5 separate regions of the Mus musculus genome follow, and regions 1, 2, 4 and 5 are each linked to region 3. Evidence: chromatin loops called from intact Hi-C (ENCODE). Cell type or tissue: heart. All regions are shown on one strand. Region 1 has its middle 11 kb from the start of 1700036A12Rik. Region 2 overlaps Thsd4 (thrombospondin, type I, domain containing 4). Region 3 overlaps Uaca (uveal autoantigen with coiled-coil domains and ankyrin repeats). Region 4 overlaps Larp6 (La ribonucleoprotein domain family, member 6). Region 5 holds the start of Uaca (uveal autoantigen with coiled-coil domains and ankyrin repeats).

Region 1 (5,000 bases), 100 kb after region 3:
CTGGTCCTGGTTAGGTCTGGGATGGGAGAAATGGACCCAAGTAAGTGCCTATAAACACAGCCAACCCAACCAAAGAGTAGGAAAACAGAACGGTAAGATGGCTCTAAGCCACTAGAGTCAATATAAGTATATTTATTCTTAGTGTGTAGGGGACACAGAGGTGACAGCTGAGAACCATATGGAAAGAACAAGAGCTGGAGATGTGGGCAGAACCTGACGGACCATCCGAGACCGGTGGTAGAGTTACACTGGCCCAGCCATGGAACATCTTCCACATACACTAGGAATTTGGACTTCAAGTCTTGAAGAAATGGAGAGCCTGTGTGGTTTTGAAGTAGGAACTGTGTATTGTATTTTAGAGAGCTCAGGAGATCAGCTGTGGGAAGCTGGAAACCTCTCCGTCTCCTGTGGCATCCAGCAGAGGGATCTCCATCAGAGAGAGCACCCTGGCGTGTACCTGGCACTGGCAGACGCAGGTCTTGGAGTTTGTCTCTTCTAAGCTGTGGAAGCTGAAGACTGTAGTGTGGGAATAAACCATGGGGTATGAGGAGGGGCATGGGAGGAGGGGAAGACACACTCAATGCAATTCCTCAAATGGGGGGAGGAAGGGGGGCGCATTCCTTTCCTTATCTAAATATGTATTTAAAATAATCACAGAAAATAAAGTTGAGCTTTTGCAAGCTGGGTTAAGGGAGGCGAGCTAGAAATGCACAAAACCCAGCAAAGTAGGAAAAATAAGCAGAGGAGAAAAGAATATAAAAACAGGAAGTCTGCAGGCAGCAATTCCCCATGAGGTCATCGGCAAAGGCCCCAGAGGTTGATTCTCTGCAGGCCACAGGGTGTGGAAAGAAAAGCAGGAACCGTCTCTCAGAGCCCTGGGCACTAGGACAGGTCAGAACACGGTCAACGCTGGAGGCAGCTGGAAAATGTGAAAGCCATTTGTCCATGGGATGGGTGTGGGGGTGGTCTTCAGGCTGCCCAGCCCCAGTGGGAGGAGTGGAGTGGGAAACAGGGAACTGATAGCTAAAGCTGTGACCCGGGTCTGGGTCTAACTGAGGTGACTGAGTATGGCTAGGGAGGCCTCCAAGAAAGTGTGGTCTGGGGACATACTAATGACACCCAGCTATGATGTCAGTAGGACCTGAGACCAGGTAAAAAGTGGGTTCTATTTGCTTGTTGTTTTGTTGTTGTTTTTAATTTATAGCAAACTATTGTCCTGACAGCCAAGCTCAGAGCCTGCGTGACTGTGACCACTCAGAGAGGCATTTTTGCCCCCTCATACATGGGATGTCAGTGGTGGCTCTGACGTGAAGGGTCATGGAGGCACAGGGGACTAAAAGTGGGGGGAAAAGCTGGGGGTCCTGTGAGAGTGTGCCAAAGGACGAGCTTGGTGAAGTTCCCCACGTGCCACTCACGTGACTCTTTCTTTGGAGATAGGGTCTCTCATTGGCCCAAAGCTCAAAGCTCAGCAAGTATAATAGCTGGTGAGCTCCACCCCCACCCCATTCCTAACCCATCTGTTTATCCATCCCCAGTGATGAGATTATAAGGCGCCCGGCCTGGCTTTTTCACTTGAGTGCCAGGGTGAGGTAGTTCCCTCTCTTTGTGTGTTTCATCTCTCTCTCTCTCTCTCTCTCTCTCTCTCTCTCTCTGTGTGTGTGTGTGTGTGTGTGTGTGTGTGGTATATGCGTAAGTATAAGTGCAGGTATGTGCTCCTGTGCAGATCTTAAAGGAAGGCACTGGGTGTCTTATCTCCCACTTTCTGCATCACTGCTCCAAAGAGTCTGTCACTGAGCCAGAGGCTCAGGATTTCATTACACTCCATCCATCTCCCACAGTGGCGGGGCTCCAGTCCCGTGCAGCACGCCCAGCTGTCTCCTGAGTGTGCTGATTCAAACTCAGGACCTCGTGCTCACTTGGCTCTCTCTGTCTCTTATCTACTGTGAGGCAGAGAGCCTCCTGCACACACCCCTGCTGCCATGAGGTGCTGCCCAGGGTCTCGGAGGCCCAGCCACCACCACAGAGGAGTCTTCTGAAGCCAAGATGAATCGGCAAAACGCCCCAACCCTGGCATCTATGTCTCCTCCAAGTCTGTTTCCCTGTCACCCATTTGGTGGGAAGGTATGGAGAACTATCTGGAAATGTAAATATTCTTGGCAGGGACTTGTTTGCATAGCAACCGAATGGGACCACTTACTATCTTTGCGGACAAAATATTTTAGTCCTCAGGCCAAGTCTAACTTCCCAGGAGTCAGTGAGCACACAGAGGTCAAGCAAGAGGCTTTGCTGCTCTCAAGTTTTTCCAATTACTTTGAGTGTTTATGATTCATCTACCTAATAAGATAAAGGGCCAAAATAAAACCAAGAAAAAAATGACACCTTTGCTCCTTTTTCCATCTCCAGGTTCAAGTACTCTTTCACCTTTTCTTTCGAAAAGTCCAGGCCTGAGCATTGCTCTAGTGTGACCTTCGATGTTTCGCCACCTGGTGGTCTCAGTGGTAACTGCATGTTCATGCTTCAACATCCCGTGTTTGTGGAGTGTCCACTGTGTATCAGGCACTACACAGTGGTAACTGTACTTACTCACTTCATATTCATATTAAATATAAGGTTCTGCCTGTGTGGTTAGACGCTCACCATGGATTAGTATCAAATGCACTACAGATACCCCGTAGCTGCTGTTATAGGAACCCATGAGCATCGTGACCAAAGTTACTTGAGGAGGCAAGGGTTTATTTGACTTTCACATCACAGTCCATCGCTGAGGAGAGTCAGGGATGGAGCTAAGCAGGAACCTGGAGTGAACAGAAACCATGGTGGAATGCTTCTTACTGGCTTTCCCCCTCTGGCTTGTGCTCAGCTTGTTTTCTTATACAACCCACCTACCTAGGGAATGGTACCACCCAGAGTGGGCTGGGTGTTCATAAACAATTATCAACCAACAGTTCCTACAGGCCAATCTGATGGAGGTAATTTCTCAATTGAGATCCCCCTCTTCCCAGGTGTGTCAACGTGACAAGCAAGATGAGCTGTCACCACAGCCTGAGTCAGACACCATCCTGTTTGTTGCCATTATAACTGGACAAATTTCCCTGCACACATGCAAACAAAACCAGATATCTGCACCTTCACCACATGGAGACAGAAACTTAGAAATAGCAGGCCCCATCTTCTGAGAACTTCAATAGTTTTCATGTTCCCAGAGAGTTTCTGAGCAGTGCTATTATTAAGGAAGACAGGGCTGGGGAAGATGGCTCAATGGGTAAGGACCCACATTCAAGCCCTAACACCCACATACAAAGCCAGGCATGGTGGTGCATGCCTGTAACCCCATTGCTAGAAGGCAAGAGTTAGTGGCAGCAGACTCTAGGTGCTTGCTGGTCAGCCAGTTTAGCTGAACCAGGGAGCTTCAGTTTCTCTGAGACACCCTGCCTCAGAAAATAAAGTGGAGAAGCAGTTGAGGGAAACACCTGAAACTGACCATTGACCTCTTGCTGTGTGTGTTCACATATGCAGATAAATGTTCACATTTAGCATGTATATGTATGCATATAGAAGTCTGGGGACAACCTCAGCTGTCATTTCTCAGTAGTCATATATGGTATGTATGTATGTATGTATGTATGTATTATGTATGTATAGGATCTCTATTTTTTAACTAGGCTAGACTATCTGGCCAGCAAGCCCAAATGTTTTGTCTGTTTCTACCTCCCCAGTAACACCACACCATGCCTGTGAGGGGAAGGGGGGTGGATGGGTGGATGGATGGATGGATGGATGGATGGGTGGGTGGATGGATGGATGGAGGGATGGGTGGATGGATGGATGGAGGGGTGGACGGAGGGAGGGGGAGGGGAGGGATGTACCCATGGAGGCCAGCAGAGGCTGTCAGATGCTCTACTTTATTACTCTTCACTTTACCCCCTTAAAACAGGGAGCTCACTATTTTGGGCTAGGCCGGTTGGCCAGCAAGCTCCTGGTTTAGACCTGTCTCGGCCTCATAGCACTAGAGTGACAGGTACATGTGGCCACACCCAGGTCTTTTACATGGCTACTGGGGATTTGAACTCAGGTCTAGCAAATGATCTCAGCCACTGAACCAGCCCCTCAGTCCCCCACCCAGCTCTGGACATGGTTTCTGAGGATCCAGCCCAGGGAAGCACCTTGAGGACAGACACACAGTTAGTGGGTGACACGGTCCAATCATAGCGTTCTAAAGAGAATGTGTATTAAGGAGACTGTCCTTTTGTGACTGGGTTACCTCACTCAGGATGATATTTTCTAGTTCCATCCATTTGCCTAAGAATTTCATAAATTCATTGTTTGCAATAGCCGAATAGTACTCCATTGTGTAAATGTACCACATTTTCTGTATCCATTCCTCTGTCGAGGGACACCTGGGTTCTTTCCAGCTCCTGGCTACTATAAATAAGGCTGTGATGAGCATAGTGGAGCAGGTGTCCTTATTACATGTTGAAGCATCTTCTGGGTATATGCCCAGGAGTGGCATTGCTGGATCTTCCGGTAGTACTATGTCCAACTTTCAGAGGAACCACCGAACTGATTTCCAGAGTGGTTGTACCAGCTTGCAATCCCACCAGCAATGGAGGAGTGTTCCTCTTTCTCCACAACCTCGCCAGCATCTGCTGTCACATGCTGTCACAAAAGAACACACATGGTATGCACTCACTGATAAGTAGATATTAGCCCAGAAGCTTGGAATACCCAAGATACAATTCACAAACCACATGAAACACAAGAAGGAAGATCAAAGTGTGGATACTTCAATCATTCTTAGAAAGGGGAACAAAACACCCATGGAAGGAGATACAGAGACAAAGTGTGGAACAGAGATGGACAGAATGACCATCCAGACACCTGGGGATCCATCCCATATACAATCACCAAACCCAGACACTTTGTGGATGCCAACAAGTGCTTGCTGACAGGAGCCTGATATAGCTGACTCCGGGGAGGCTCCACCATTGCCTGACAAATAC
Region 2 (5,000 bases), 610 kb after region 3:
CGTGGAGTGTGAGGCATAAGGAGCAGTTGCTGATTGGCAGGTCTCCTTAAATGTGTGCCCCAGACTCCTGACCTGCCTTGGTCCAGCCGTCATGGACCCTCCTGATGAGGCACAACCATTTACATTCCTCTACATGATCTGTCTTCTTGCAGCCTCTGCACATTCACCTATCAGCTGTTGGTCATTTTCTTCAGCAGTAGAATGTTTCATATGACAGACATTTTTAAAATGTGATTTGCAAGAATGTTTTTAGAGGGCGGGGCCAGGTAGCCTTTTGAGCTGGGCCTTCACTGGTGGGGGTTTCTTTGGTGCAGAAGTTTAAAATGTTGTGAGTGGTGCATTGATCAGGGTTTTTTTTTATGATTAAGAATTTTATATCATAGGGCTTTTACACTGTGATGTTATACAGAATTCTCAAGCTGGGTATGGTTATGTGACCTTCTAATTCTAGCACTTAGGAGGCTGAGGCAGGAGGATCAGGGGGTTGAAGCCAGCAGAGATATGTAGTGAATACCTCCCTCCTGTGTTTCTAATAGTAACACATGGTTCTATGCATTTATGCTCTTATATTTTATATTAATCCACTTGGAATTTGTCCTACGTGTCTTGTGAGGTGTAGATTTTAGTTACTGTTTTGCGTGTGGTGCCTCAGTTACATTTTTTCTGTTGTTGATGGTCTTTGGGACTTTGTTACTGTAGGTGCATAGTAGGACCTTCTGTGCTACTCTGTAGAGTATTTCCTTATTCACATTCCCATCTATATGTTTTGAAAGACAAGTAAAACACACAGGCATTTTAGGGTCAGGAAAGACAGCCTGTTCTTCCCTGTTAGCAAGTATGCTCTCACAGACTTCTAGTGCAATCTCTCTTCTCTCTGTCTCTTGTCTCTGTGTCTCTGTCTCTCTGTCTCTCTGTCTCTTGTCTCTGTGTTTCTGTCTCTGTCTTTACATCTTTGTCTTTCTGTCTCTCTGTGTGTTTGCCTGGATCTGTTTCTCCCTCCCCTCCCTCCCCTCCCTCATTCCCTCCTTCTCTCTCTCTAACCGAGGCTGGTGCCAAATTTGAACTGCTCCTGCCTCAGCCTCCCGACTGCCTAGAATACAGGTAGGTATACCAGCCTGGCTATAAACTTTTTAATTTATGTTGTATTTTTACTTGATTTTGAAAAATGAATTTCCCAAGGCTTTTAGGGTAGCAATTTTCCAGATGGCAAAATGAGATAGGCTAGATCAAAGGTCAGTGGACAGTTGCAGCTAAGCATACATAAATAATCCTGTGTCTACCTGGTTTTAGAACAAGCTAGATTGTGGTGGGGGAAACCACTGCGCCTTTGGACAACATGGATCTCAGAGTCATTTACTGTCTTTCAGGAAGCAGGTAGTGTCTATCTTCTTATGTCGTATTTTATCTCATATGGGTTGTATTGTTTTTATTTTATGTGTATGGGTGTTTTGCCTACATATACATCTGTACCATGTACATACCTGTACCATGTACATGCCTGATACCTTGGGAACCAGAAGGGAGTCTTGGATCCCTGGGACTCCTTGTGAGGTGCTCTGTGGCTGCTGGGAACGAAACCTGGGCCCTCTGGAAGAATGATAGAAACTCATAACTGCTGAGTCCCCTCTGCAGCCCCAGGATCATAGCAGTTTGTCTGCAGTATCTATCTGTCTTCTGAAGAATCAGAAATCGCTTTCTCCCCTCTACTTTCCTCCTACTTCCTGGGGAGATGTGTGTCAGACTAGCTGGCCAGTGAGTCACATGGATCCAACCAATGTTTCCACCTTACCAGAACTGGAATTACATGCACGTGCCATCATACCTGGCTTTTTGGAAAAGCCTGGTTTCTGAAGGCCAGACTTGGGTCCCCATGCTTGCAAAGCGAGGACTTTACCACCTGAGCTCAGTCCCCAGCCTAAAGCATACCCACCCTCTAGTGCTCCCGGTCAGTTTCTAGAAAGTTCACGTGTGTATGATGTGAACTTTCAAATGCAATATAAAATATCACACAGTGTCTGCTGGGTTAGTGGTACTTGTTTGTGAGGAAATGCTTTATAAAAATAGACATTTGGTCCCCACCCCCGCCCCAGACTGCACCTGGGATCCTGTAATGTTTCAGCAGTGGCCTGAGTCTTAATGTGCGTTTCAGTCTTTGTAGATAGATCATGTCACACGTCAGCTGAGACTTTGGGAGCTTAAAGGCAGGACATGTTTTACAGGGTTCACGCATGATGTTTTCTAGAATTGGTTGGCAGCGACATCTAGTGGTCAGAGGCAAAAGTGCACATCCTTTAGAGCTGCCCAGAAGGAAACTATCATAAAGTACTGTTTTCATTGAGAGATGGCAATAGACTAAATAGAGCAAATGAAATAAATGGAACTAGATTTCTGTGGTTAAGAACTGGGTGAACTTCTAACTAGAAGAGAAAATTCTCCTTATGACAACACCAACTATGCTGAGCCGGGGGATGGTGGTAATGATGGCTGCAGTTGTAGTGACAGAAGGCAAGTGATGGTGTAAGAATGTGTCTAGGTTCATCTGTGGGGTTAGCAATAACTGGTGGCTAGGCATGGATGTTTTCCTGGGTACCATGACTAGATTCTGGGATCAGAGAGCCTCAGGAACCACCTTATGACATACAGAGAAATACAGGATGTGTGAGTCTCGGACAAAGGGAGCCAGTTGCTGCTACGGTCCTAGAGTAGGGAAGGCTGCTGGCTGGCTGCAGAGGAGGAGAGGCAGAGCAGGGGTTGGGGGAGTTGGCCTTGAACAGCCTAGGGGAGAGTGGACCACTTGTCCTGAACAGACACAATTGACATTCAGTAGGGATAATTCACACTGCCCTGCCCAGGTTTAACTGCTCTGAGCCTCATTTCTCACTCACGTAAAGTGGGGTTGGTAACGTAGCAGCCCTGCAAGGTTGTGAAGATTAAACCAGAAGCTGCACATAGATCCTTGTCTCATCTGGCCTTGTTACTCTCTGAAGGACGGAGTTGAGAAGAAGACGAAGAACGGGACCCAGGGAGCAGCTCCCTCTAACTGTGTTATCTTCCACACAGGCAGAAACTTTCCGGGAGCTTTGCAGGGAGGCTGGCTGGCACGGCTACTCTGCGTCTCTGGCTCCAGCCCCATTAGTCTCCCACGATCCCTTCAGATCTTTCACACACCTGAGCACCCTGAGAAGCCGTGATCAGGTTGAAGGCAGAACATTGATCTTAAGAACGTAAGAACTGTTGTTAGAATTGATCATTCTGCGGAGATTGTTAATACGCAGAGATCATTGATACACAGAGAATACAGGGGTGGAGGCAGAGAGGCCGATATTTACCCAGCCTGGGCCAACTGTCCCTACACACGTTCTTTAGGTTTGAAGTCTTTCAAAGTACAAAGTTGGACAGGGGAAAGTGGAAGGTTTGCCATTTTCCTTCCTGCCTAAAGTGTGTCTTTAGTGGAGGGAGGTTGGGCTGGAGCCCTGAAGCCTGTCCTGTGTTCTTCCCCTTTCTTGTCTGACTTCTCTGGGTTTCCTAAGTACTGTTCAGAACCAGAACATGATGAGCTGTCCAAGCTCTTGACCCAGCTTGCCCTCCAGCTCCCAAGCAGGAAAACAGAACGAAACAACAGTGCTGTAAAGCAAAACACCTAGCTCACGCCCCAGTATGGTCACTGTTGGGCCCCCTGCTGGCAGTTTTCAGAACTGCGCCAGCCTGACTTTTGTTTGTTGTTTGTTTGGTTTTTTTTGTTTGTTTGTTTTCATTTTAAAGGGTCATTAATAAGCTGTGCTCTTCTTTGGGAAAGCATTTTTGAAATGTATGTTCAAAGCCATCCTCTGCCCCATTCCCTCTAAGGAAGCAGGCGCCACTTAACCAGCGCGCTGTGTTGGGTTCAAGCAAAATGGGGTTGCAACATGTTTCAAAGGTGTGCAACAGATGTTCTCTGAGGGCTTGCTTATTTGTTTATTTGGAAGAAAGAAGGTCTGAGGCAAAAGCTGGAAGGAAAGATAGGAACACCCTGTCAACTTAAAACCTGACAATCCCATAATCACCTAAGCTCAAAGCTTTTATCTCCAGCCGATACAGAAAGAAAGAAAAGAAAAAACACTAAGAGGTCTGGGGATGCAGCTCACTTATAGAATGCTTGCCCGGAATCAGGAGGCATTCCCAGAACTGCATGGTACTGGGCATAGCAGCAGACACCTGTAAACCCAGCACTACAAGGTGGAGCCAGTCGGATCTGGAATTCAAAGATGTCCTCAGCTACATGAGTTCAAGGCCAACCTGGGCTACATGAATAAGACCCTGTCTCAAAAAAAAAAAAAAAGGTCCTAAGAAATAGAGGGAATGCCCTCTCCAGTGTGGGATGTCTTCGCTTTCCAAAGCAGCGTTAGTACCCTGTAAGTGCATGGTGAGTAGCCAGGCAGGGCAGAGTGGTGGCACCAATGGGTCAGGGCTGTGGGTGGCTGACTGACAAGCTAGATAGGCTGGTGCACAGGTGGGGATGTTTAAATTAAACACAAGCTTGGACAGGATCACCCCTATGTTATGGATTTGGCCTAATGCTGCTTGTGTTGTATAATTTGGTCCCCAAAATTGCCTGGGACTCTTAAAGACCCACCTCTGTCTTCACGTAGAAGTTAGGCCCAGCCATTGAGCTATTTAAGGCATATTAGAATATAAAGGCTGCTTGTATGCATGGGTGTCTTTCATTCAGGAACCCAGAACATTGGGGTGGGTATCTAGGAGTGCCACCACCACCACCACAGGGGTCGATTTGAGTAGGGTTAATTGGGATCTGCAACACCCCAATATCCCTCTGCTTCTAAGATCCTGTAAGTACGAAGTTCTGAAGAATTCAAAGGAAAACTTGAAAATCCAGAACGGGACCATAGCAAAAGAATCCATGTGTCCTCTGCAATGGGACTTCTCACCTGGGCTCCAAACTCTACAATACACTTCTGCACACTGGCTCGGAGCGCCTCCTCGGCCTCTGCCACCAAAGCCTA
Region 3 (5,000 bases):
AGGAGGATTCTTTGTTCTTGCTGAATCTTCCTCAACTTCTCTCTTAAATCTTCATTTTCAATCTCTAGATCCTTTAATAATAAAGAAAATGAATCAACACAACAGAGCAATAACACAGGGAGACGTTGAAAGCACATCTCTACCACATGCAGATGTGTATCTAGAGAACACTTTAAAGAATACGTGATAGGAAAGGGGGGTTGTGGGGTTTGGGGAGATGGCCTCACAGTTGGGTGCTTCCTGTTCTTGCAGAGGACCTGAATTTGGTTCCTGGCACCCATGTTGGGCAGATACCACCTGTAACTCTAGCTCCAGGGGATCTGAGATCTTCTGGTCTAGAGGTGCCTGCCTTCATATGCACGCACATAGGTGTGCATACACACACACACACACACACACACACACACACACTAAAATAACTATAAATCTTTTTTAAAAGTTTTCTGTGCATTTTGCTTTGTTGGCAATGCTGGGTTTCAAGCTCAGGGCCCTGAACATGCCCTGCCACAAGCCACACCCCTCATTCACATGTGATAGTCTCAACAGCTCTCACATGATTGAGAAATCTGAAAACCAACATTAAATCACTGCTGTAATAGCTGGTAAATACAAGCAAAACAAGAACACATAATTGTCATTGTGATAAGGGAAAAATGCAGGCGACTTCTGAAGACACCGTAGCAGATGGGTGTGCGCTCTTAGCCTTTGCCTAAGAGTTCCCACACTTAGGAGGGCACTCCAGTTCCTCTCCATAACCGATCCTCACATGCCGGCTAGACAGAGCACTACCATATCCCATATAAGGGTTCAGTTTACATGGTTTAGGTTTTATTTTTAGGGGAGTGTGTGTGTATGTGTGTGCACTCACACCCCGAGCCCAGAAGAGGGTGCTGGATCCCCCAGAGCTGGAGGCACAGTAGGCTGTGAGCCACCTTTCATACCTGTTGGAAACCAAACTCAGGTTTCTTGAAAAAGCAGTGTGTGCTCTTAACCACTGAGCTGTCTCTCCACCCCTGCTCCCCAAGCCCATTTTTTGAGATAGAGTATCTCTCAGTAGCCCAGGCTAGCCTTGAACTCGTGACCACCTTTGTGCCCCCACCTCTCAAATGCTGGGAATACAGTCACGAACCACCTCATCCAGCAATAGTCTACTTTCTTAACGCTATACCACTAAGTAAAAACCCAAACCAAACACTCTTGTCCTGTCAGACTGAAAGTATCGTTCATTTAGTCTGAAGGTTGTTCAATCAAGGACACCAATTAAAGTTCTTTCTACACTATAACCCATGTAGTAATTCCTTCCGATAACTTTAGCCAATATGACGTGAAAGTGCAGTTAGCTCAGTGAAATTATTTTTCTTAATCAAAACAAATACTACCTTAAGTTTGGGCTTTATCTCCTTAGCATTAGTGGCTCTCACTGTAAGCACTATAATTTTCTAGAGTAAACATAAATGTGTGGTTTATATGGTAATAGTATATTATATCACACATATATACTTATTTAAGTATTATTGGACTTACTTATATAAGATTCATAAGAAAAGTCAATTCCTAAGGAAGGGACTGGTGCAAAGCCAGCCGCAGACCATGAGAGTTTTCCTTAGGGTCCCCACAGTCTCACCTGCTAATCTGCATACTCTCTTCTTCTCACTGTAAGCAACATCCAAATCATTTTTCCTCTTGAATTACAAGCATTTGTTTATTTAATTCATTTAATGTGTGTGTGTGTGTGTGTGTGTGTGTGTGTGTGTGTGTGTGCAGAAGGTAGGCCTTCTCCTTCCGCTCTGTGGGACCCAGGGAGTGAAGTCAGGTCACCACATTTGGCAGCAGGCACCCGTGTGAGCTGAGCCTCAGACTGTGTGGTTTGCCGGGCAGGAAGCAGACGCTTGCTTCTCTCATTACCTGAAAGCTGTGGGGTTCCCTCTGTTCCCTCTGAGTTGACTTCACGCTTCCTTCGTCCTGAGTGTGTGACAAATTCCGCTTTTGTAAAACATGAAGAAAACGGTGGTTAGGATGTACAAGGTGACAGGAAAGTACACTTTCTCTTAATCTAGTGGTTCTCAATTTTCCTGATGCCGAGGCCCTTTAACATGTAGAGTTTCTCATGTTGTGGTAGCCCACCCCAATCATAAAATTACTTTTGTTGCTACTTCATAACTCTAATTTTGCTACTGTTATGAATCATAATGTAAATATATGTGTTTTCTGATGGTTTTAGGTGACCCCTGAAAGGGGGTCATTCCATCCCCAGGTTGAGAATCACTAAGGTATTTCACCCATAGGTGGCTTTCATTCAATGTTACACTTCCCCATCCTCACCACAAGGTGGCAGTGTTTCCATTTAAAACTGCCAAATGGACGGCATGAGCAATACAGGCATTAAGTAAATCGGAATTTTAAACCTCTTAACTAAAGTCACAAATGTTTAAAACTGAAAAAAAAATGTACGAGAAACACAAAACAAAAAGGCATTCTATAAGTTGCCACCCACCACCGAAAGAACAAACCCATTTAAAAACACTGGTGGTGGCAGTTGGGGGAGGGGGGAGGATCATACTAAGTTTGACAGACAGTATGGGCTTCTCCGAACATGGCTGGAGCAGAAGCTCCAGAAGCCAGTGAGGAAAGAGACAGACTGGGGTTCGGCTGCATCTGCACAGAGAGCTCCGCAGAGCTAAGCTGGGTACGCCTCTGCCGTTATACACCTGCCGCTGCTGCTGCTGCAACTCTATTCCAGCTTAGCTTTAACAAAACCACAACGCAGCAGTGGGGACCACCACTCTCCCTTAGTGCTCATGCACACCTATCTTTAAGTCTGCACAAAAGCTAATCCAGAAAGCGATTTCTCTGTTCTTGAGTTGTTTTTATTTCTTAAAGCTGCTGATTTAACTCTCCGAGGGTCTGTTTTTTTCTATGTTATATGAGGTTTATTTAATCAAGCTTTAGAGCATCATTTGAGTGGGTCTGGATGCAGCATTAGAAGGCAGGGCTCCATTACAGAGTCCTGCAACCATCATCTGCTCTGCACTGTTTTCCCGGCTTTGGTCACCAGGTGGCATCTGACAGCTCTCAGATCATTCCATTCGACTCTCTTCCTTCTTCCCTCCCTCACACTGTCTACTCTCATCCTGCCAGCCTGAAACATATTAACTACATCAGTTCTATCCCATTAAGGCTCAGGGGAACCTTCCAGGCACCGCTGGCTTCCTGTGGCACCGCCACATACAGAATGGGGACTTTCATCCTGTCTTTGCTAGTCAGCAGTCCTGTGATGAGATACATCTAAAGTCCTGGACACACCAAGCCCTTCTTAACCTGGCTCTGGCCTCCTTACACTTACTGCTGTCACACTGGCCTTGGCACGCCCTCCCTCAGGAAGGCTCCTCTCACAGCATGTGCTCTCGGCATCATTATCCCTCTTGTGCAGCCTTTTATCACAGATCTGCCATAATACCATGTCTTTCACTGTTACTAACCAGAGCGCTGCAGGAGGGCAGGGACTCAGCACACCACACATCCCTCAGCACTTAAAATGGCAACTGGCACCCTACAGGTGTTCAACAAATCCCCTATTGAACAAAGGCCAGCCTGCCTTTGTCTACTACATTTGGGCTCTCTGACACTAGACACACAGCAAAAAACAAATCCAATCTACAATTGATCTCTCTATATATGTTCAATAAATCAGAGAAACATGGGAATTGGAGCCATTTTGTCTTCAGTTCCCAGCAAAATATTGATTCCTTGCATTCACTGAGATAATCCTTACATCAGGAAGCAAAGTTCCATTTCCATACTGACAATCAATAATGCTTTACTTTAAATACATGTATATTCCAGAACTCTGCTCTTTAGTTTATCTGGTCAACAGGGAAGACTGGAAGCAGTTGCTCCAGACAGAAGCATCAGCAACAGACAAGACCCATGCATGAACGCGTGCTACGATCTGATGGAGCGAATGGCAGGCGCGCCGCGGCCTTCAGATGGTGTGACAGGGCGGACAGTGCGATGAGAGGGAGATGCTGGGAAAGTACCTGTTCCTTCCTCCTCAGAGCTGGGAGGTGGCCGGACTCCCCGACTAGAGCCGAGTGGGGAGCCGGGAAGGGAGCAGCCAGCAGAGGGGGGAGACTGCTGGCTCAGGCTTAGGAGCCAGACTCGGAGAGATGAGAAGACAGTGTAAGAGTTTCACTCAAACCGGGATGCAAAGGGAGGCGGGTCACAACGAGAGTTGTTAGAATTAGTACCGACTAAAGTGCTTTATGGACTGTGATATTTTTTTAATTAGTCAAGCCTCCCCCCCAATTAAACACATCTAGAAAAGAAATAAGAAAAAGAAATAAGACATTAACAGTGGTGTTGAAATCACAATATATAATCAGTTTTGAACTGTGTTCAGGAGGGTGTGCTGGCACACACCTATTATCGCTGAGACAGGAGGACAGCAAGACCAGGGTCAGCCTGGACTACACAGCAAGACTCTTGCCTCTAAACACAAAAACAAACCCACTTTTCCCCTTCATTTCTTATTTCATTGGAAGAATCTTCTCTAACAGTATAATCAGCTCTGGTTTTAAGGCCAAAGTGCCTTGAAGAACCTCGTAAGGTCCGCCTCTCGTACAGGACGAGGGGGATGTTCAAGGCCCTCGTCAGGATGTGACTTCTTCCTGGAAAGTAGGAGCCAAAGCCCCTTGCCTCAAGCTGCAAAGCGCGGTATGATTAACAAGACCTCATGCCCTGAACACATACCTTGTGGGCACTGACTATCTGAGGGCAGACAACAGTGGTTAAACTCAAAACACACCACGTGTAACCACTGGCCAATTCTAAAGACATGACTTAAATGGTACAGTTAAGCAGTTTTTAAAAATGTAAGTAAAGGCACACCTGCTGCAAAGGCGGTCCTTTCCTCCAAAGTTCTCGCCCTAGGGATGTAAAGAGAAGGCCCGTTAGACAGCAGCATGACCTAGGCAGAAGGCTTCCCCAACCGCACCTTCAGG
Region 4 (5,000 bases), 140 kb after region 3:
TGCCTCAGTACAAACTTATTCATTATTAATGTCTCCCATTATTACAGTACACTTCTTAAGGAGATGCCAATTATGCAGCATCATTAGCTGAAGTACATAGCTTGTTTAGACTCCTTTGATTTCCCCCTAAAGGATCTCACCCAGGATTCCACACTACCTGCACTATATCTCCCAAGGCTCCTCTTGGTGGTGACTTTCTCCAGCTGTCCTTACCTTTGAGGACCTTGACAGTGTTGAAATATATGCTGTGGAATGTCTTGCCTTTGAGGTTTCTCTGATTGCCTCCACCATGGTTATTCTAAGGCAGGGCATCTGGGGAGGAGGACCCTAGAGGTAAACTTCCATCCTCCCTACATCATACCAGGATACAGTTAGCAACTGTTGCTGTGTGCCCATCAGGTCTCTCCACTGGGAAATCACTCCTTCCCCTTGGAAGACTGCAGAATCCCTCGCCCACTCTTCAGGAGGGAGTTTAAGCTCCATACTATTCATCTGAGAGGAGAGGGAGCTGATAATTTGCTGAGTGGGCTACGTGGACTCCCCTGCAGCTCTCTACCCATATTGCTTTTCTTCCTATTTGGCTCTAGACACGTAATGGGGGCAGGCTTCAATTCAGGGCAAACAGAGACCCATCTGGCTGAGCCTTCCACCCAAAGTAGAGAGGTTTTGCCCTGAAGCTCCCAGTTCCCCCTTAGCCTCCCCAGAATCCTGCGGTACAGTCAACTCCTTCAGAAGACAGCCTTGTTTCTTTGCTCCTGCTTGGCAGTGCCTGTCGTGTTGCCAGAGTCTCTTTGCTGGTAGGCAGAGGCTGGAAAATAGGTCTAAAGGGAAAATGTAAATTCAATTACCTTTCGGATATCACATCTCTTTTTTATTCCTGTATTTTCATGTCTTTCCCACCCAGAGCCTTGCTATGGTTGTATCTTCTCACCTCCTACCTCCTCCTGTACTGTATTTTGGGCTCCAGCCTCCTCCACACAATTGCCACATTGCATATTGTGAAGAAGGCATTGTAATATGCAGCTGTTGTACTTTAACATTATTACTACTAATTGCAGCAGGGTTTCCACTGCAAGCCTACAGTGCTTAGCTCCGTATTCCGATGCACTTAGAACCTGACTGTCTCCATCTTGCAAACTGATTTCTGGTGACTTCCTTCAAGGCCCGTTGCTCCAAGCGAATAGAAAGACCCCATGGTGCAAACTTTCTTACCTCAAACCTTTGCTCCTGCTATTCCTGATTCCTTGAACAGCATGTCCCGCTCTTGGCCCTGTATCTCAAAAGCGACTCTCCAGGAAGGAGCTCGCCACTCCTCGCTAAGGCTTGTCTATACTGTATCATAGCTCCTCATGTACGCATCTCACTAGCACCCTGAATCCTAAGTCGAAGGTAGGATTCATACTGGCTTCTCGTATTCTGGTACCATTTAAAAGGTTTGCACATAGTAGAGTTTTTACACATTGTGTATACTGTAAATAAAATAGGTGTTGTGATGGTATTTTTTTAAAGATTTATTTATTATTATATCTAAGTACACTGTAGCTGTCTTCAGATGCACCAGAAGAGGGCGTCAGATCTCATAACGGATGGTTGTGAGCCACCATGTGGTTGCTGGGATTTGAACTCAGGAGTCAAGATTATCATTTTAAAAAAAAAATAAAGGAAGTAAATACCAAAAATCTGTTATGTTCAAACTGAATTATTATACAAATTTATCTTAAAAAGCAGACCTGTGCCTGGAGAGGCCTGGGAAGTGATGGTGCCCGGGAAGAAACAAGCACTTTTTATTTTCAGCCTTGGTTTCTAAATGCTTTCTTACTAGTGTTTCAAAAGACCATGGATTCCTGTGGAAATGGCTAAATTCCATGACTGGAGTAGGAAAAGTACAAATTATGAAGTTTCCAAAAGTGAGGTTGTGCTCAAAACCAAGTAGACATGTTCCCAGAGGGTGCGCTGACGGCAGCATGGAGGGGTGTTCCCAGCTACATGACAGACTCTCAAGCATCCAAAATAACTGTAACTAATTATAACAAAAATAGGTAAAAATCCACGAGGAAAAGTTCACGTTTGAGAAAAGGCCCACATTTCAAAGGTGAGATAATTAAATATTTCTTCTTTCCTCACTGGGAGAAACACTTGGTCAATCCAGATGAGAAGGCAAAGCTCTTTTCCAAAGGAGAGCGGTTAGAGAGGTGGCTCAGTGGTTAGGATCAACAAGCTCATACCTGTTAACTCCAGGTCTGTGTATCTGGTGCCCTCTTCTGGCCCTAATAGGTACTGTCTGTACATGGGGCACAGGCAGGCATACGTGCAAGCAAAACATGTAAGATGTGAAACAAAATTTCAAATTTAAAGCAAATATCTCCCATTAAAAGAAAAAAAAGCCTGTGATTTGATGTCCCTGGTGCTGAAGTTCACATGTGTTTAGGGAAGACTGAGAACCAATGCTTCTTAAACTCACCCCAGAAAGTTGGATAGAATGAAATATTTGCAAATCCATTTCACAAGTGTTACTCTGTTATTAAAGCCAGACAGGGGCATTACAAAGAAGGAAGTTACAGTCCAATACCCCTGAGGAGCACAGATGCAAATAGATTTCAACAATACACTAAAAGGATGATTATCCAGCCAGCCATCAGAGAGTCGACCTGCAGTCCCAGCTACTTGGGAGGCTCAGGCGAGGAAACAGAACACACACACCTAAGAGTTTATTAGCCTGAGTGACATACTGAGACTCCATCCCCTAAAACTACAACAATAAACAAAAACAAAGGGACTGGGCCTGAAGAGACAGCCCAGCGGCCCACAGCACGAACTTCTCTCGCACAAGACCAGCGTTCAGTTCCCAGCACCCACGTCAGGCAGCTCACAGCCACATGTAACTCCAGCTCCAGGGGCATCCGATGCCTTCCGCTGGCATCCAAGGAAACTTGCGTGCCCATATGTACATAATTAATATACTTTTAAAATTGTTATTTAGAGTAAACAAAATTTCATCCATCATACTCTAACAGGAATTTTCCCCGGAGGGCAAGGCTGGCACAACGTATGCAAATCAAAACACTGTGATATATCACATTGATAAACGAGGGACAGGAAGACCGCAAAGACAGATCTGTATGATGGAGAAACACCCTTAACCAATTGTGTCACTTGAGGTGAGGTAATGGAGTGTCACGAAGAGCCTATGGAATACTCTTGCCAAAATGTTTAGTCCAAATTCAATTAACCCCTTAACCTCTAACTGCCACATCAACAGGAAGTCTACGGCACACAGGGATAGGTTAATGGAACTATGAAAACTGATCTAAACATGAAACATCTGAAAAAAATGTCTCGCCTTACATTCTTCAAATATTAAAAGCATTAGAAAGGAAGATGTTAAGAATGCTCCAGATCAGGGCTTTTTAAACTTCCCCCCTAGCAACACCTTTTGATATGAATTTTTATATGGCCTCAGATAGAGAGGCATATAAACTAAATATTTATTGATGACAAATAATAAATTTTACTTTAAAATAGCTCCTTGGTAATAATTTTTAAATTTTATTTCATGCCCATGGGTAGTTTGCTTGGGTGTATGTATGCTCTGCACCATCTGCATGCAGAGCCAGAGGCTGCCCTGGAACTGGAGTTACAGACGGTTGTGAGCTCTATGTGGGTGCTGGGAATCAAGTCCAAGTCCTCTGGAAAAGCGGCTGGTGCTCTTAACCGCGGAGCCATTTCTCCAACTCTCTAACTTTATCGTTTATTAAAGACAAAACAAATGGGCACAGCACTAGATGCCACGATTGCTGTGATGTAAGGTGCGAAGCCTAGGCTGATATTTGGCACTGCAGCATGGAGGACATCTCCCACATTTTTCCAAGGATGACTAATATTTAGATGAATAGTTTTTCATTGCCATTGCTGGCAACAGGGCCTTGCCATGAATATATAATGCAAAGTGTCAGAAAAACGTCTAGAGCCATTTCACAACCGACTGGAAGTTCTGTGTCAATGCCAAGCCAAAACTCATTTAACAATATTTTTGTGAAGCTAAAGTCAGGAACCGAGTGAGTGATTTTTTAAAATCAACCAATCAATTAATCAATCAATCAATAGAGTCTTTGCTGCTCTTCTAGAGGACCTGAGTTAGATTCTCAGCACCCATTTTGGGCCGCTTACAACCACTGGCAAGCCCAGTACCAGGGGATTGGACACCATCTCTGGTCTCAGTGGGCACTGGTACTCATCTACAATTCACATACATAAATAAAAATAAGATGTTAAAATTAAACAATTAAAAAATAAATTAATTTTATATACACCAAGGAATAGCTAACTAGGAAAATGTAGAGAGTCCATGTTTTCCATAATTAAACCATTATGTTTCTCTGAGTGCAGAAAACTTTGCACACAGCAGAAACAAGGTGATCTGTATCATTGTAACTCAAATCTGAGGTGAGCGGTTTGGGGCAGCATTTGCTGGCACTGGGTGGGGTGGCAGTATGCACCTGGCAAAATGTGCACCCTATGCTCAGAACTAAGGCTGCCGAGCAGTCACGGCCTGGGTGAGCATTGCCAGAAACACCTCACATTCTCTGTACACTTAACTTAATTTCTGCTCATTGTTTGTTCAGAAGCCTTTCATTGTTGTTAAAGTGTTCAGCACACGGCTGCATTTGGGGAGTGATGCCCTCTTCTGGTCTCCATGGGCACCTGCATGTTCACCCTGCCCCCACGAGGGTCTGGCTCAGCTGTTGACTTTACAAGGTCATCATTTTTAAGATGCTGAACTCTCTATTAAAAGATTTTTCTGAAACAGCACAATAGGCAAACTCTGCCTGACCCGACTGCCTGCTGGTCTGAGGATAAGAAACAGCTGTAGAAGATGACTGTGGGATTTTGAACATGGAACTTGACTGTTGAGACAATCTGGGACGTTCTATTAGGGAGTCAGTGCTCGTCTTCTGAGTTGGCAAAGGTAGTGTTAACAGCTTCCCAGGGAACATCCTTGT
Region 5 (5,000 bases), 64 kb after region 3:
CACAAGCAAACACACACGATAGATAGATAGATAGATAGATAGATAGATAGATAGATAGATAGGTAGATAGGTAGATAGATAGATAGACAGACAGACAGACAGACAGACAGACAGACAGATATTTTTTTAAAAATTAAAGTATCAGGATACACTGTATCTTACCTATCAGACACATGTGCTGCTATTGAGAGAGAGACAGAGACAGAGAGAGACAGAAAGACAGAGAGAGAGAGAGACAGTGTGTGTGTGTGTGTGTGTGTGTGTGTGTGTGTGTGTATCTGCTGAGATGTGCTTCCTCTGGAAGGGCATGAAGGCAAATAATAACCCTAGAGGCTTCTGAAGAAGGTGGGGGCTGAAGGACAGAGATGAGAGCCTGACAGTCTGACAGACCATTGTAAATATTTTTGTTCCCGGAAGACATTAAATATCCTGGATTTATTCAAAAAGGTTGAAAGGCAAAAAGAGAGATGAAGAGAGCAGCCTAGTCAGAAACATACACACACACACACACACACACACACACACACACACACACACACACGCGCGCGCGCGCGTACAACCAAACCAGAGATAGAGATTCTGGGCTGTATAGGTTGAAAAGCTACAGGGTCTGTTCTTCCCGTTCACCCACATTATCCTGCTGGTGCGTGGCTGGTTTAGCTAGCCCCTTTCATTTAAAAAAAAAAAAAAAAAAACCCCACGGAATATATTCTGCACCTTAACAAACTGAGAAGTGTGTGTTGCTTCGGAAAGAACAGTTTTTGCACCACGCATTTTAACTGTTAGGGTGTTATTTTGAGAAATGGCAAAATGCTCAGTTTAGTGTGTACTGAAGACAAACTCAAGAGAGACTCATGCGTGTCAAGCCAACGCGGCGCATACTGAATCCAGCAGCAGCAGCAGCAGCAGCTACAACCTCAGGGCTTCCTCCAGGAGAAATTCAGCTGCAAGTCTGGAGAAAGGCAGATCTTCTGCTAGGGAATGGGGAAGATGCTGATCTGTAACCATGGCTACCCCAAAACACTATGTTTTTCTGACAAATATTTTTTTTTAAGCCAAGCAAAAGAAAACCTTTTCCCCATGACTTTACCAAACAAATTCAGGCGTGGTCAAACATCAAAGAGCAAGCCTGCTGTCCGAATCTACTGTCATTTCTTTCTCTGCCCCACACAATCCCACTTTGTTTGTTTGTTTGTTTGCCTGGTTTTGAGTCACGCTTTCATATAACCCAGACTGGACTCCAACTCCCTACATAGCCCAGACTGGCCTTGAATTCGTGATCCTTCTGCCTCTGCCACCCAAATGCTGGGATTACAGACAAGCATCACCACACCCAGACTCCAAATCATTTTTTCAACTTTTTTGTTTTTGTTTTTGTCGAGACAGGGTTTCTCTGTATAGCCCTGGCTGTCCTGGAACTCACTCTGTAGACCAGGCTGGACTCGAACTCAGAAATCCGCCTGCCTCTGCCTCCCCAGTGCTGGGATTAAAGGCGTGCGCCACTACGCCCGGCTCTACTTATTTTTTTTAAGTCTAGTTTCGCCAGTTTCCTTGAAGGCCAACTAAACTACTACTAAAGGTAATCCTTCAGAAAGACACCGATCTGAATAAATTCAAAACCAGGCACAAATGAATTTGTATTCTCATAGAAAGCATATAACCCCTAACTAAAATCTGTATAAAATTATAAAAGTCCATTTTAATTACGAACATCGGGCAATTTGCACATTCCATTTCCTCTGTGTTTGACTCTGCAAGACTTTTAAAATAGAACTTCCTTAATAGCAGAATTTTGATGAGACGGCCATTCTAACCTGCCAAATTATCCAAGTTCCAACATCTGCAGTCAGGATGTTTCCCAAGATTTCTGCTCTCTCTGCCAACTTACAGAGAAGCCTCACAACTCCGCTTCTCTCCCGCCGCACACCGAGGCCAGGCTTCAGCTCGGCACCCACGTTACGCACCCACCTGCCCCACCTGGGATTTACTCTGCCAACAGGACAATCACCTTCCCGACTTCGCCATCTCCAGGGTCAAACACAAGCGGGGCTTTGTCTGCATTCGAGAGATCCCTATTCTCGCCCAGCCTGGCTGAGAACCAGACTTCCCCTGTGACAGCCTCAGCGGAGGACACATAACTTCTCTCTCTCAACTCAGGCACGGCTGAAAGCCGCGGAGCCTGGTGGGTCCGGAGTCCGCACCGGCTGCACCGGGTGGAAGACAGGAGCCACCTGGCCCCGGTATCGCGGGCGCCGAGCGCGATGGGACAAGCGAAGAGCAGGATGGCACCACGGGAAGACAGAGAGGGGGTCCCCCCGAGGAAACAAGTGGGAATAGGGTACTCCGCAAAGGTCAAAGTGAGAAGGGGACGTAGGACTTCTCCGCGAATCTCAGATCTGCCGTGAGGGACGCAACAGAGAGGGTCCCCGAGGTCCCCGCCTCAGGAGCTGCTCACCGTGCTGGCCACCGCGGTGGGCGATGAGGGTGACGTGGGGCCGGGCGCGTCCTGCTTCCACAGTCGGGACTTGAGGCTCTTCATGGCCACGGCTCTCAAGGGTCCGGGTTCCCACCAGATTGCGGGCTGCGAGGGCAAGAGCCGGAGCTGCTGACGCCCCGGAGCGCGCGGGGCCCGCCCCACCTGCCACCTGGGGCCCCGGGGGCCTCGCTCAACCGGGTCCCTCCGGCAGCCAATCGGGCCCGTCTCCTGGCTGGGGTGGGGTCGGTTCTGACCAATCGGAAACCGGGAAGGGGGCGGGACTTCCCTTTTAAACTTCGTAACACTCTTCCTCTCCCCTCTGGAGGAAAAGTTGGGGAACTTCAGCTATGCAGCGTGTAGAGTTGTGCTACTCAGTGAGCGGAGGCACAGCGCCGGCTTCTGGCCTGTGGTTCCTGCACACTTGGGTGGTCTAAGGTTAGAGAAATCCAGCCTAGACCGGTTCTTATCTCCCCAGGCTCCCCTCTTCTTCCCATTCGCGAGCCCATTATAGGCTAAACATATCTTCCTCCTATCGGGTCCCGGCTTACCTACCTACAAACCAGCTTGCAGGGGCAACTTCCCATCCAGGATCTTCATGAGAACACACGACTCCAGGACCACAAGTCTAACCGCCACACACATGGGGATCTCTGAGGCCAACAACAAGCCTGTAAGAAAAGGGAGCTGCTTTTTCAGATGGACAGTTAACAGACTAGGGGTCAGTTTCCGCAGTGCTGCTGGAGAGATAGCTTAGCAGTTATGGTCACTGGCTGTTCTTGTGGAGGACGGAGATTCGAGTCTCAGGACCTACGTGGCAGCTCCCAAATGTCTTTATCCTCAGTCCCAGGAGAGGTGATGCTCTCTTCTGGCCTCCGTGGTTAAGTGTTAGTGCACTGCTGTGGAGGAAAAGATGGAACAGAGTATCGTCAATAAAACTTCACTTGTAGCCAAAAGTGAGAAAAGAAATTGACCAAAAGGGACTGGAAGAAGTTGAAGATAAATATAACTGAAATATATTGTATATGAAATTCTCAAAAAATGTAAAATATTATGTTTTTAAAGTGCTTTGTTCTTTTTGTAGACACAACAGGCATAAGTACACAAGGCATTAGCTCATCTGACTCAGAAGTCTGAACCAAGAAAAACTATTTAAGGCTGGGATAAGAACACTGTCTGTCAAACAACAACTACTAATGTCATGTCAACAGGAGGCTTCAAAAATCTTCCTTGGAGTGAGATTTTCCCCGGCAAAATGTTAATTCTCACACACATGGAAAGACAAACAGCCTGAACTCCTCACAAAGGCTCTTTTTGTCTCTAAGGGCAGTTCTTTCTAAAGCTTTCCCTTAGAGTGGCTCTAGTCTTTATTGTAAAAGTGAGGAAGTCTTCAGAACTCTCCTGAAGATACAGTGTTCAGAGACCATTGATCCTCAGCAGAAAGTCAGTAACAGAGAGAGAGAGACAGACAGACAGAGAGAGAGAGAGAGAGAGAGAGAGAGAGAGAGAGAGAATGGGAAAATGGCTAAAGTTTCTCTTGGTTAAACTTAAGGAATCTTGCGCCCCCGCCCCCCCCCCCCCGGAAGATCCACAGCTGGTCTGACTTGGCTGACTGTGATCCAGCTGTTTGTGGGGGCAGGTTCCCTCTGTCTTCACTGCTAACAGAGAAAGCCAGCATTATCTCATGCTGGACTCCTAGGGAAACTTCCTGGACGGATGGCCGTTGTCCCAGTTTCTAGTTCTCACCTTGCCCATCACAGCAAGTGACTAACTGATAGCTCATCTTGGTTGTCAACCTGACACACCTGGGAAGAGGCAACCTCAGTTGAAGGACTGCCCCCGTCATCTTAGCATGTGACCATGTCCGTGGGACATTTTCTTGATTCCTAGTTGACGAGGGAGGGCCTGGCCTATGATGGGCAGTGTCATACCTAGGCAGGTAAGCCTGAGCTGTATAAGGTAGAAAATATAAGTCTGGAAGCAAGCCAGTAAGCAGAGTTCCTCCATGGCCTCTGCTTCAGTTCCTGCCTCCAGATTTTTGCCTTCAGTTTCTGCCTTGACCTCCCTCAAAGATGGACAATTACACGTAAGCCAAATAAACCCTTTCTTCCCTACTTGTTTCACAACAGAAAGCAAACTTAAATCCTAACCATTACCAAAAAGGCTGACACAGTAACCTCCTGTGCTCTAAACTCCTCAGGTAGAATCTCAGGGTGGCAGTGTATGTTTGTAAACCAGCATTTAGGATGGTGTATTAGTTACATTTTATTTGTTGGTAAAACATCAAGCCAAAGTGACTTATAGAAGAAATAGTTTATTGGGGAATTAGGGTTCCAGAGGGTTAGAGTCCATGATGATGCTAACAGAGGCAGCAGGCAGACACTTATGTCTTGAACAGCAACTGAGAATTCACCTGTTGAACCACAAACGGGAAACAAAGAGCTAACTCAAAATGGCCAGTCTTTCGAAACCTCAGGCATGTCCCCAATGACAGGCTACCTCCAGCAAGACCTCCCCAAACTGACCA

The links. Peaks named below come from ENCODE experiments on the same cell type or tissue, not always from the same donor. Only the 100,000 strongest peaks of a DNase experiment are listed, where the experiment ranks them.
Region 1: it touches region 3 in a loop (5-fold over the local background); 23 of 42 quality-filtered maps call a loop at or near these places.
Region 2: a loop joins it to region 3, with 2.6 times the contacts of the local background. A loop is called at or near these places in 11 of 42 quality-filtered maps.
Region 4: a loop joins it to region 3, with 7 times the contacts of the local background. A loop is called at or near these places in 12 of 42 quality-filtered maps.
Region 5: a loop joins it to region 3, with 6 times the contacts of the local background. A loop is called at or near these places in 6 of 42 quality-filtered maps.

What each region holds. Positions count from the first base shown.
Region 1 is chr9:60,753,942-60,758,941 of GRCm38, reverse strand. No RefSeq gene overlaps it. Among named protein-coding and RNA genes, the nearest start is that of 1700036A12Rik, 11 kb to the left of the region's middle. In heart, no CTCF peak of the experiment used is centred here; DNase peaks (open chromatin) are centred at 891, 1,401, 1,881 and 2,491; H3K27ac peaks cover 2,389 bases.
Region 2 is chr9:60,242,380-60,247,379 of GRCm38, reverse strand. The region is part of intron 7 of Thsd4 (thrombospondin, type I, domain containing 4); the gene reads left to right. Among named protein-coding and RNA genes, the nearest start is that of 2010001M07Rik, 89 kb to the left of the region's middle. In heart, CTCF peaks have their summits at 2,268 (motif pointing left) and 3,688 (motif pointing left); a DNase peak (open chromatin) is centred at 2,239.
Region 3 is chr9:60,856,123-60,861,122 of GRCm38, reverse strand. It overlaps Uaca (uveal autoantigen with coiled-coil domains and ankyrin repeats), which reads right to left. Exons shown (of 19, transcript NM_028283.3): 9 at 4,888-4,925; 10 at 1,906-1,983; 11 at 1-71. Among named protein-coding and RNA genes, the nearest start is that of Gm33643, 9.8 kb to the left of the region's middle. In heart, CTCF peaks have their summits at 2,304 (motif pointing right) and 3,038 (motif pointing right); a DNase peak (open chromatin) is centred at 3,083; H3K4me3 peaks cover 328 bases; H3K27ac peaks cover 285 bases.
Region 4 is chr9:60,715,745-60,720,744 of GRCm38, reverse strand. All of the region lies in intron 1 of Larp6 (La ribonucleoprotein domain family, member 6), which reads right to left. Among named protein-coding and RNA genes, the nearest start is that of Larp6, 5.1 kb to the right of the region's middle. In heart, CTCF peaks have their summits at 1,557 (motif pointing right), 2,259 (motif pointing left) and 4,675 (motif pointing left); no DNase peak of the experiment used is centred here.
Region 5 is chr9:60,792,148-60,797,147 of GRCm38, reverse strand. Uaca (uveal autoantigen with coiled-coil domains and ankyrin repeats) reads right to left here and starts at 2,706. Exons shown (of 19, transcript NM_028283.3): 1 at 2,456-2,706. The coding sequence starts at 2,539. In heart, a CTCF peak has its summit at 2,826; DNase peaks (open chromatin) are centred at 1,997 and 2,707; H3K4me3 peaks cover 2,923 bases; H3K27ac peaks cover 2,896 bases.